Linked DNA regions of Homo sapiens: region 1 is linked to region 2. Evidence: read pairs that join two places in POLR2A ChIA-PET (ENCODE). Cell type or tissue: Panc1. All regions are shown on one strand. Links, peaks and the distances in the headings refer to the core of each region. The heading gives the core; the rest is flanking DNA. Region 1 overlaps ME3 (malic enzyme 3). Region 2 has its middle 42 kb from the start of ME3.

Evidence for each region. ChIA-PET counts read pairs that join two places held together with the same protein. Peaks named below come from ENCODE experiments on the same cell type or tissue, not always from the same donor. Only the 100,000 strongest peaks of a DNase experiment are listed, where the experiment ranks them.
Region 1: POLR2A ChIA-PET joins it to region 2 with 5 read pairs; 2 of 35 experiments call an interaction of 5 or more read pairs at or near these places.

Annotation. Positions count from the first base shown.
Region 1 is chr11:86,656,503-86,660,903 of GRCh38, reverse strand. All of the region lies in intron 2 of ME3 (malic enzyme 3), which reads left to right. Among named protein-coding and RNA genes, the nearest start is that of ME3, 14 kb to the left of the region's middle. In Panc1, for the core only: no CTCF peak of the experiment used is centred there; no DNase peak of the experiment used is centred there; H3K27ac peaks cover 2,287 bases.
Region 2 is chr11:86,712,858-86,717,258 of GRCh38, reverse strand. No RefSeq gene overlaps it. Among named protein-coding and RNA genes, the nearest start is that of ME3, 42 kb to the right of the region's middle. In Panc1, for the core only: no CTCF peak of the experiment used is centred there; no DNase peak of the experiment used is centred there; H3K27ac peaks cover 1,194 bases.

The DNA of each region.
Region 1 (4,401 bases), core at 102-4,101, 56 kb after region 2:
AATTTTGAAAGCCACAAAAAATCTTTTATTTCATCATACAAATTTTGGAAATACATTTCTTTAAGAGAGTTTTCTGCTCTGATGTTGTGCCAGGTGCACTTCCTCTAAAGAATAGCATCTTTTGTGATGAGATTATCAATTCTCATCCGTGGGCTGCTTTAAAGACATTAAATTTAGACCTGTTCTAACTTGGAACAGGTTAGAGGATTTGGGGAGTAAAGGAAAGTAGTCAGCTAGAATCAATTTTGTGTGACACCCTCAAGGGGCATAGCCTGTGACCAGGTATTAGGCAGCAGAGCTCAAAGGCTAAAAATCGAGGGAATTACACTCAGAACAATCTAAGATTCCAATCCCATCTCTGCCATTCTCTAGATATGGGATATTTCTCTGAACCTCCATTTCCTTGTCTGTGAAAGGGATGACAATAAAACATATCTACTTGACAAGTTGCTATAATGATTAAGTGAAGTAATGTATGTAAAGCAGATGGTAAGTGTCCAATTAGTTCTTGATTAATGCACATCCTAAAGCTTCTGTTGCATTCCTAACACATTGTGAAGCCCTGTGTGGGCTGCAGAAGTCACAGATGTGATAGAGTTTACATCTGGTACATGCCCCCTGAAAGCATCCAGTCCGGAAGGAGAGGGGAAGACTGAAGGATCAAACTCACTTTCGATGGCCATGGGCTACATCTAATTTTGGCAGACTTGACAGGAGAAGAGTGAGTCAGAGAACAGGCAGACTGGGTGGAGACTTTAGTGATGATTTCCCAGTACTGGATAGAGCTTAAGCCTGGATAATCTAGACATTTGCCTGAGAGAAGCTTAAATTAAAATGTCACTAGCAGCAGAAATTCAAGTGTCATTTAAAGAGCTAGTAGTTCTGGAAGTTGAAGCTGGTGTTGAAGATAGTGGATATCATCAGTAGTCTCAGGATTTTGTCCCAACATTTTGGTATATTCTAACCAAGGTTTAAAAACTAACTTAAAAAAAAAATAGATCCAGCCAAATTTGGATCTATCTATCGATTGATTGGTCCATCCATCCATTCAGCTATCATCTATGTCTCTATCTACCTTCCTGCCTGTCACCATTATAACGCTCCCAGTCTCATGAGATTCTGATAGTGAGACAGGAAGTTAAGAGAATGTCTACCATGGGAATTTAGGATAAAAGTTAAAATGTTGTTTCATAGCCAGCTAAATAGGGTATGGCTGGGCCAACTTCACCCAGCTAGCAGTTAGACGGGGCAGGAAGTTTTAAGATAGTCTCCATCCACACTGCCACGGGTAGTTAATAAATACTTGCATACACAATGTGAACCAAACTTTTCTCCTCTGTTGGAACACAAGATGATCATCCCCCCAGAAGACAAAGAGGTCATCTTGACTAGCATTTAGGCTTTGGGCAGATAATATCCTAGCATTTTATCACTAGTCTACATAAGTTTTCAGAGGCCCTGAGGGGTTGATGTCCTGTCCAGGAAGTAAGTGGTGAAGGGGAACTCCCTCCTTGAGTGATGTCTGTCTCTTCTACCTACCATCTTTGAAAGGTAGCTCTTTGCCTGCCATCTTGAAATAGGGTCTTGAATCAGCCTCAGTCAACTTAGGCAGAGGGCTTTTGAGTCTCTCCATAAAAAAACTTGAATATTAAAACAATGCAGATGAAGTGCTTTAATATTAAACAACGTATGTTGCAAACCTAAGCATCTGTTGAGGTAGCTCCTGCTGTCGCTCCTGTGTGTCCGTTTCTGATGACTGTGTGAGTTCCCAGTTGCCACCCTCCTTTTGAATTTTATGTATTTCTTTGCAGTAACATGATCTTGAAAACATTACACAAACTGACAGAAAGCTTAGCCTTCATGTCATACTCTCCTTTCTTATCTCTTTTATTTTTGGTCTATTCTAGGCAGTAGATTTTTTTTGACTGGTAAAATCACTTGAGGTCACAAGGACAGTGAATAGCAATGCAGTTGCTGTTGATGAAACAGGAGTAGAGATGGTTGGTGTAGAGAAAAACCTATTAATAGCCATTTTTAGAAACAGACTTTTAAATCCACCCATCAGAGCTGAAACATTTCCCCTGTTCTCACACTCCCAGAGCTGGCAGCAGCTTCTCCTCATGTCTGAGGAGCCTAGCCATGCTTGTGGGAGATGATGGCATGGGTGCCAGTGGGGCAGCTGGCCAGGTGGTGCCAGGAGCGAGGGCCTGCCAAGCAGAGGGGCAGTCCTGCCTCTGGTAACTGGCTTTGACTGCAGGACTGGAGGGTCCAAGCATCCTTAGCCACTCTCTTGTTAACTGAGCTATTCAATGTTCTGTGATCTACTACTGTCAACTGGACAGAGTCAGCTGCCTCCTCTGGGGCTCAAAATTACTGGCACAATCACATTAAAAATAATAACAATCACATATAATGCCTACTGTGCCAGTTACTCTTACAGGTGTGTTACATATATTATTTGCAAGCAGAGGAAAAATTGCAGGCTGAGTGCAGTGGCTCACACCTATAATCCCAGCATTTTGAGAGGCTGAGGCAGGTGGATCACTTGACCTCAGGAGTTCGAGACCAGGCTGGACAACATGATGAAACCCCATCTCTACTAAAAATACAAAAATTAGCTGGGCTGGTGACGCATGCCTGTAATCCTATCTACTCGGGTGGCTGAGGCAGGACAAATGCTTGAACTCGGGAGGTGGAGGTTGCAGTACGCCAAGATCGCGCCCTGCACTCCAGCCTGGGCGACAGCATGAGATTGTCTCAAAAAAAAAAAATTGTGAAGAAGGTAAACTTTGCCTACATCTCTCCCATCTCCTGTTTTCATGGCCTCTTCTTCCTTAAAGACCGCCTCATATATGAGGCATATCCTGAGGTTCTTCATGGTACCCCTAAGATGCTGAGGGTTGCCAACCTAAGAAGAGCTATTCATCTTACATTATCCTGCTTCCTGTCCTAGAACTCATGTCTTCTTTACTTGCATCCCTGAATCCCTGTCCATCCATCCATCCACCCAATGTTTACTGAGCACCTGCTATCTTCTAGGCACTGTGAGGTATTGAGAATAACATCATAAGCTTGCCAGCTATGATTCTTCTTATTGCTGAGTGTACAATCTAGTGAGAAAGACAGATAATAAATAAGTGAACGAACAACATTATAAAGATGGTTATTATTTTTTTTCTAAAGGAAAATGATACCTCAGGAGTCTTTCTTCTAGTTTGGTCACAAGTTAATACCATAGCAAGCATGTAATTGTGAACTGCAGGGCTGCATTATCTTTTTTTTATTATTATACTGAAGTTCTGGGATACACGTGCAGAATGTGCAGGTTTATTACATAGGTATAAACGTGCCATGGTGGTTTCCTGCACCCATCAACCCATCATTTACATTAGCTATTTCTGGTAATGCTATCCCTCCCCTTGCCCCACACCCCCTCCTACAGGCCCCAATGTATGATGTTCCCCTCCTTGTGTCCATGTGTTCTCATTGTTCAACTCCCACTTATGAATGAGAACATGTGGTGTTTGGTTTGCTGTTCCTGTGTTAGTCTGCTGAGAATGATGGCTTCCAGCTTCATCCATGTCCCTGCAAAGGACACAATCTCATTCTTTTTTATGGCTGCATAGTATTCCATGGTGTATATGTGCCACATTTTCTGTATCCAGCCTATCATTGATGGGCATTTGGGTTGGTTCCAAGTCTTTGCTATTGTGAATAGTGCTGCAATAAACATACATGTGCATGTGTCTTTATAGCAGAATGATTTATAATCCTTTGAGTATATACCCAGTAATGGGATTGCTGGGTCAAACGGTATTTCTAATTCTAGATCCTTGAGGAATCCCCACACTGTCTTCCACAATGGTTAAATTAATTTGCACTCCCACCAACAGTATAAAAGCGTTCCTATTTCTCCACATCCTCTCCAGCATCTGTTGTTTCCTGACTTTCTAATGATTGCCATTCTAACTGGCATGGGATGATACCTCATTGTAGTTTTACTTTGCATTGCTCTAATGACCACTGATCATGAGCTTTTTTTTTTTCATATGTTTATCAGCCGCATTAGTGTCTTCTTTAGAGAAGTGTCTGTTCATATCCTTTACCCACTTTTTGATGGGGTTATTTGCTTTTCTCTTGTAAATTTTTTTTATTATTATACTTTAAGTTTTAGGGTACATGTGCACAACGTGCAGGTTTGTTACATATGTATACATGTGCCATGTTGGTGTGCTGCACCCATTAACTCATCATTTAACATTAGGTATATCTCCTAATGCTATCTCTCCCCCCTCCCCCCACCCCAAAACAGGCCTTGGTGTGTGATGTTCCCCTTCCTGTGTCCATGTGTTCTCATTGTTCAGTTCCCACCTTTGAGTGAGAACATGAAGTGTTTGGTTT
Region 2 (4,401 bases), core at 276-4,275:
TCAAAAAAAAAAAAGAGAACAGTTTGGTGATGGTATGAAGTGCATTCACATTATTGTGCAACCATCACCATGATCCATCTCCAGAACTCTTTTCACCTTGCAAAGCTGAAACTCTGTACCCACTGAATACTGTAATATATCTTCAAGAAAATAACTTGCCAACATTGTTTATCTACCTATTATTTCTAATACATTAATTGTGGTCACCACAATCCACTTCTATGTTATGACACTTCAGCTGGAAAGGTTGCCCTGCCTTATGCCATTCAAGATGTGTAGTAAAATTGTGAAGACCCCCTAAGTTACCCACCCATGCTGGACCAAACACCCAGGCACTGTCTTAAAAACAAAGGGGTAGATTCGCAGAGCCTTTTGCCAACTGGTGCCATGTTCAAAGTTCAGGCCCAGGGTTGGATGGCCTCCCATGGGGAATGGAGTATGGCTACTTTGATTGAGAACTCTCCTCTGAGCAAGGGTCTTTAAACAAAGTCAGTTAAGTTAGAAAAACAAGCCAACTCTCCATATGTTGTGGCCCCAAATGTGACAGAAATAGATTCAATGCGTACATTCAATTTATTCATGCCTTAGAGACAGACCTAGGAAAAGGATGCACAGTCTTGAATACGGATTCCCTATCCTGGGATTTTCCTTTCTGGGTCCCTCCACCCTCACTGCAAATTAGGGGACAGGAGTAGGGGTCTCCCTCTAATTTTTGCATTCATTTCTCATCCGTTGCTCTCTTCGTGTCTTTCTCCCTGCCTTCCATTTCTGAAAACATGTAGGAAATATGTTCATTACTGCACGTAATTGTCCAGCTAAATTAAAACTTCTTGAAGGCAAACACTGTATTTTTTATTTAAATATTTTCAGTATGCATTAGTATTCAATAATAAAGACACAGAATAAAGAAACCAAAGTACCCCTCTTCCCTCTTTGTATAAACAATCTCTCATTGCTGATAAGGGAACATGTATAAGTCAGATAAGAATAATAATAGCAGGCATATATTAAGAACTACCCATTGATCTAAGGGTCTTTTATATATCAAGGAATCCTGTGTTCCCAAGAATCACATGTCAGTCAGACTCCAGCTAATCTCATGCCAGGTTTATCAGAAAGAATTCGGGAGTACAAGAAACATGGGAGCTTAACTACAACGTCTGTTACATTTGTATCAAGCAATTTCAACCTTGAAATGAAGTCTGAGGGTTAAAAAAAATGCCCAAGCATATATATTTTATCTTTTTGAGACAGAATCTCTCTCTGTCACCTAGGCTGGAGTGCATTGGCACAACCACAGCTTACTACAGCCTGGACCTCCCAGACTCAAGCAATCTTTCCAACCCAGCCTTCTGAGTAGCTGGGACCACAGGCATACACAACCACACTTGGCTAATTTTTTTATTTTTTTGTAGTGATGGGGTGTCACTATGTTACTCAGGCTGGTATCGAATTCCCGGGCTCAAGTGATCCTCCTGCTCCGCCTCCCAAATTGCTGGGATTACAGGGATGAGCCACTGTGCTTGGTGTAAGCATATTTTTAAGAGTCTTGTTTCACTATAGAAACCTGATTGTCTTGCTCTAGAAAGGCATTTTGATTTCACAGATTCTATGTTTACCTCCCTCACTTTTCTCCTCAGTGAATTATTGAAATATGGAACCAATAAATAGTCTTTAGCATCTAAATCAAACACATTGCAAAGCCTGGTATCATTAATGGTGTTAACTCATTTGAACTTCACAGTAACCCTATGAGGCAGGTACCATCATTACACCCATTTACAAGTAAGAGATCTAAGTAACAAGAGGTGAGTATTTATTAAAAAATACAGCTCCAGATAGCATAACTTCAGGTCTTGTGATTTTAGCCCCTATCCATTGTACTTCTTTTTTTTTTGAGACGGAGTCTCGCTCTGTCGCCCAGGCTGGAGTGCAGTGGCGGGATCTCGGCTCACTGCAAGCTCCGCCTCCCGGGGTCACGCCATTCTCCTGCCTCAGCCTCCCAAGTAGCTGGGACTACAGGCGCCCGCCACTACGCCCGGCTAATTTTTTGTATTTTTAGTAGAGACGGGGTTTCACCGTTTTAGCCGGGATGGTCTCGATCTCCTGACCTCGTGATCCGCCCGCCTCGGCCATTGTACTTCTGAGTTGGGTCCACTTAACATACATTGCAAAAAAAAAAAAAAATCTATTAACTAGAATAGAAAGAAAGGATTGCTCTTATTATATTCTTCAAGTAGATAGAATTATGCATCAAATCCTTTAAAATTTTAGTCATCGTCAAAAATCTTGCTTTAGGAAATACAGCAGTTATAATAATGGATTCTTTATTAGACGAAGCACTGACCACAATAGTTGATCGCTTTGGTTTTCCCATCCTCTTTCTTCTCCATGCCTTCTCTTTGGCCCTATCAGGAGCTCAAGTCCTTCTAACCCTCCTCAAGGCCTCATTCTTTATCAGAGCAAACCTGTCCCTTCAGATGAATCACTAACAACTCTCCCGCTGTGCCTTCAACATCCCAGCAGGCTTATCATTTTGCTGTTCCCATCTTTAGAGACCCTAAACTTCAGCTTAATACTAAACTCAACTTCTCTGCTCTCTTGGATGCCACTGGAGAAAATCCCTTGGCCAAGCTCGCTGGTGCTATGAGAAATCCACAACCTCTGACCTCAGCTGGGCCTCAGTATCACTCTGCAATGCTTTCCTGTGTTTCTGCTTTCTTACAAGGGATACCTAAACTCTCCCCACGTCCTTTACACCTCTACCCACTTCCTTTAAACCTCTAGTCCTGTCCTCGCTGAGTTGAGTGATGGGCAAGTCATTTAAAAGCGCTATATCTTATTCTCTTAATCTATAAGAAGATTAACTTAGATTAGTATTTTTCAAACTTCATCCAGATGTATGAACATTGTATGTCTTTTCTAGTATTGGGGCCTTCTTTTGTTTTTCTCTGCAATATTTTGTAGCTTTCAGTGTATCTGTATTTTAATTTATTCCCAAGTATTTTGTGTGTTTGATGTTGTTATAAATAAACTTATAAAATGTTTTAATTGTTCGTGGCTAGTATATAAGAAATATAAGTATATTGACTTTGTAACCTGCAGCCTTGCTAAATCCACTTAGTAGTTCAGTAGGTTGTTGCAGATTCTTTACTTTTTTTTTTTTAAGAAGTAGATATATTTTACCATGGAGCTCACTAAGAAATCCTTAAATAGACAACTGAGAATGGTATACATTGGGTTGTAAGAGACAATTCTACCTCCTGATCACTCAGGAAGTAATGAAAACCAGTTCATTATCAGTTAGTTTGAGTTCTGATGTGTTCAGGTTTCTCTTCTAGAGTTGCTCAAGATTGGCGACGCCTTCCCTGTGGGTGGGCTGCCTGCCCTTGCATCTTGCCAGTCTGAGATTCTGCTTCTTGCCTCCAACACGCCGCACCATGCTAGCTGCCAGCTGGGTCTCCACCTCTCATTTGAAGATTAGCTTCTCGTACACCCTCTCTTTGCCTTGAGAGCTGGTTGGGCAGTATTTTCTGGCTCAATAAGCACTTTGTTCCATGCTTCACACTCTGGTAGTCATGAAAGAGAAGAGTGTGAGGAAAGAATGATTTCTAGTGATTAGAAACTGAGATAAAAAAGAATCCTAGGCTGGGCATAGTGGCTCACACCTATAATCCCAGCACTTTGAGAGGCTGAGGCAGGAGGATCACTTGAGTGCAGGAGTTTGAGACCAACCTGGGCAACACAGCAAGACCCCATCAACAAAAAAATTAGCCAGATGTGGTGGTGTGCACCTGTAGTCCCACCTACTCGGGAGGCTGAGGCAGGAGGATCCCTTGAGCCAGGGAGTTTGAGGCTGCAGTGAGCCATGATTGTGCCACTGCACTCCAGTTTGGGAGACAAAGACAGAGCAAGATCCTGTCTCAAGAAAAAAAAGAAAAAAAGAATCACGCCTTGAGCAGAAGAACAGACTTCTGATACTTTCTATGTGAACTATTTAAACTTCCAGGCTGCAGGAGTCCAGTGGCTTGTTTTTCTACTTGGCCTTTGCCATCAATTATCATGTAGGCAGGGTTGGGATGGAGGAGTGAAAGGAGTTACCTAGGAAATCACAATAGAAGGTACACAGAAAAGCAGCCATTGTATTTGACCCCATCCCACACTCTTCCAATTCTCTTCATTACTCAGTAATAGGAGAATAATCTGAATGCTGTACACATATATTCACAGTATTTTAAGATGTGAAAGTATATTCAGGACTTTTCATGAATTTTAATTGGGTTCACCAATATTAAAAGCTGGATCTTCTTCTTGCTCTTTGTTTTTGATCTTTCACTTCTGTGGCCTGTTGTCTCTCCTCCTTCACAGCATCCGTCGCACTCTATCATAACTGCCTATCCA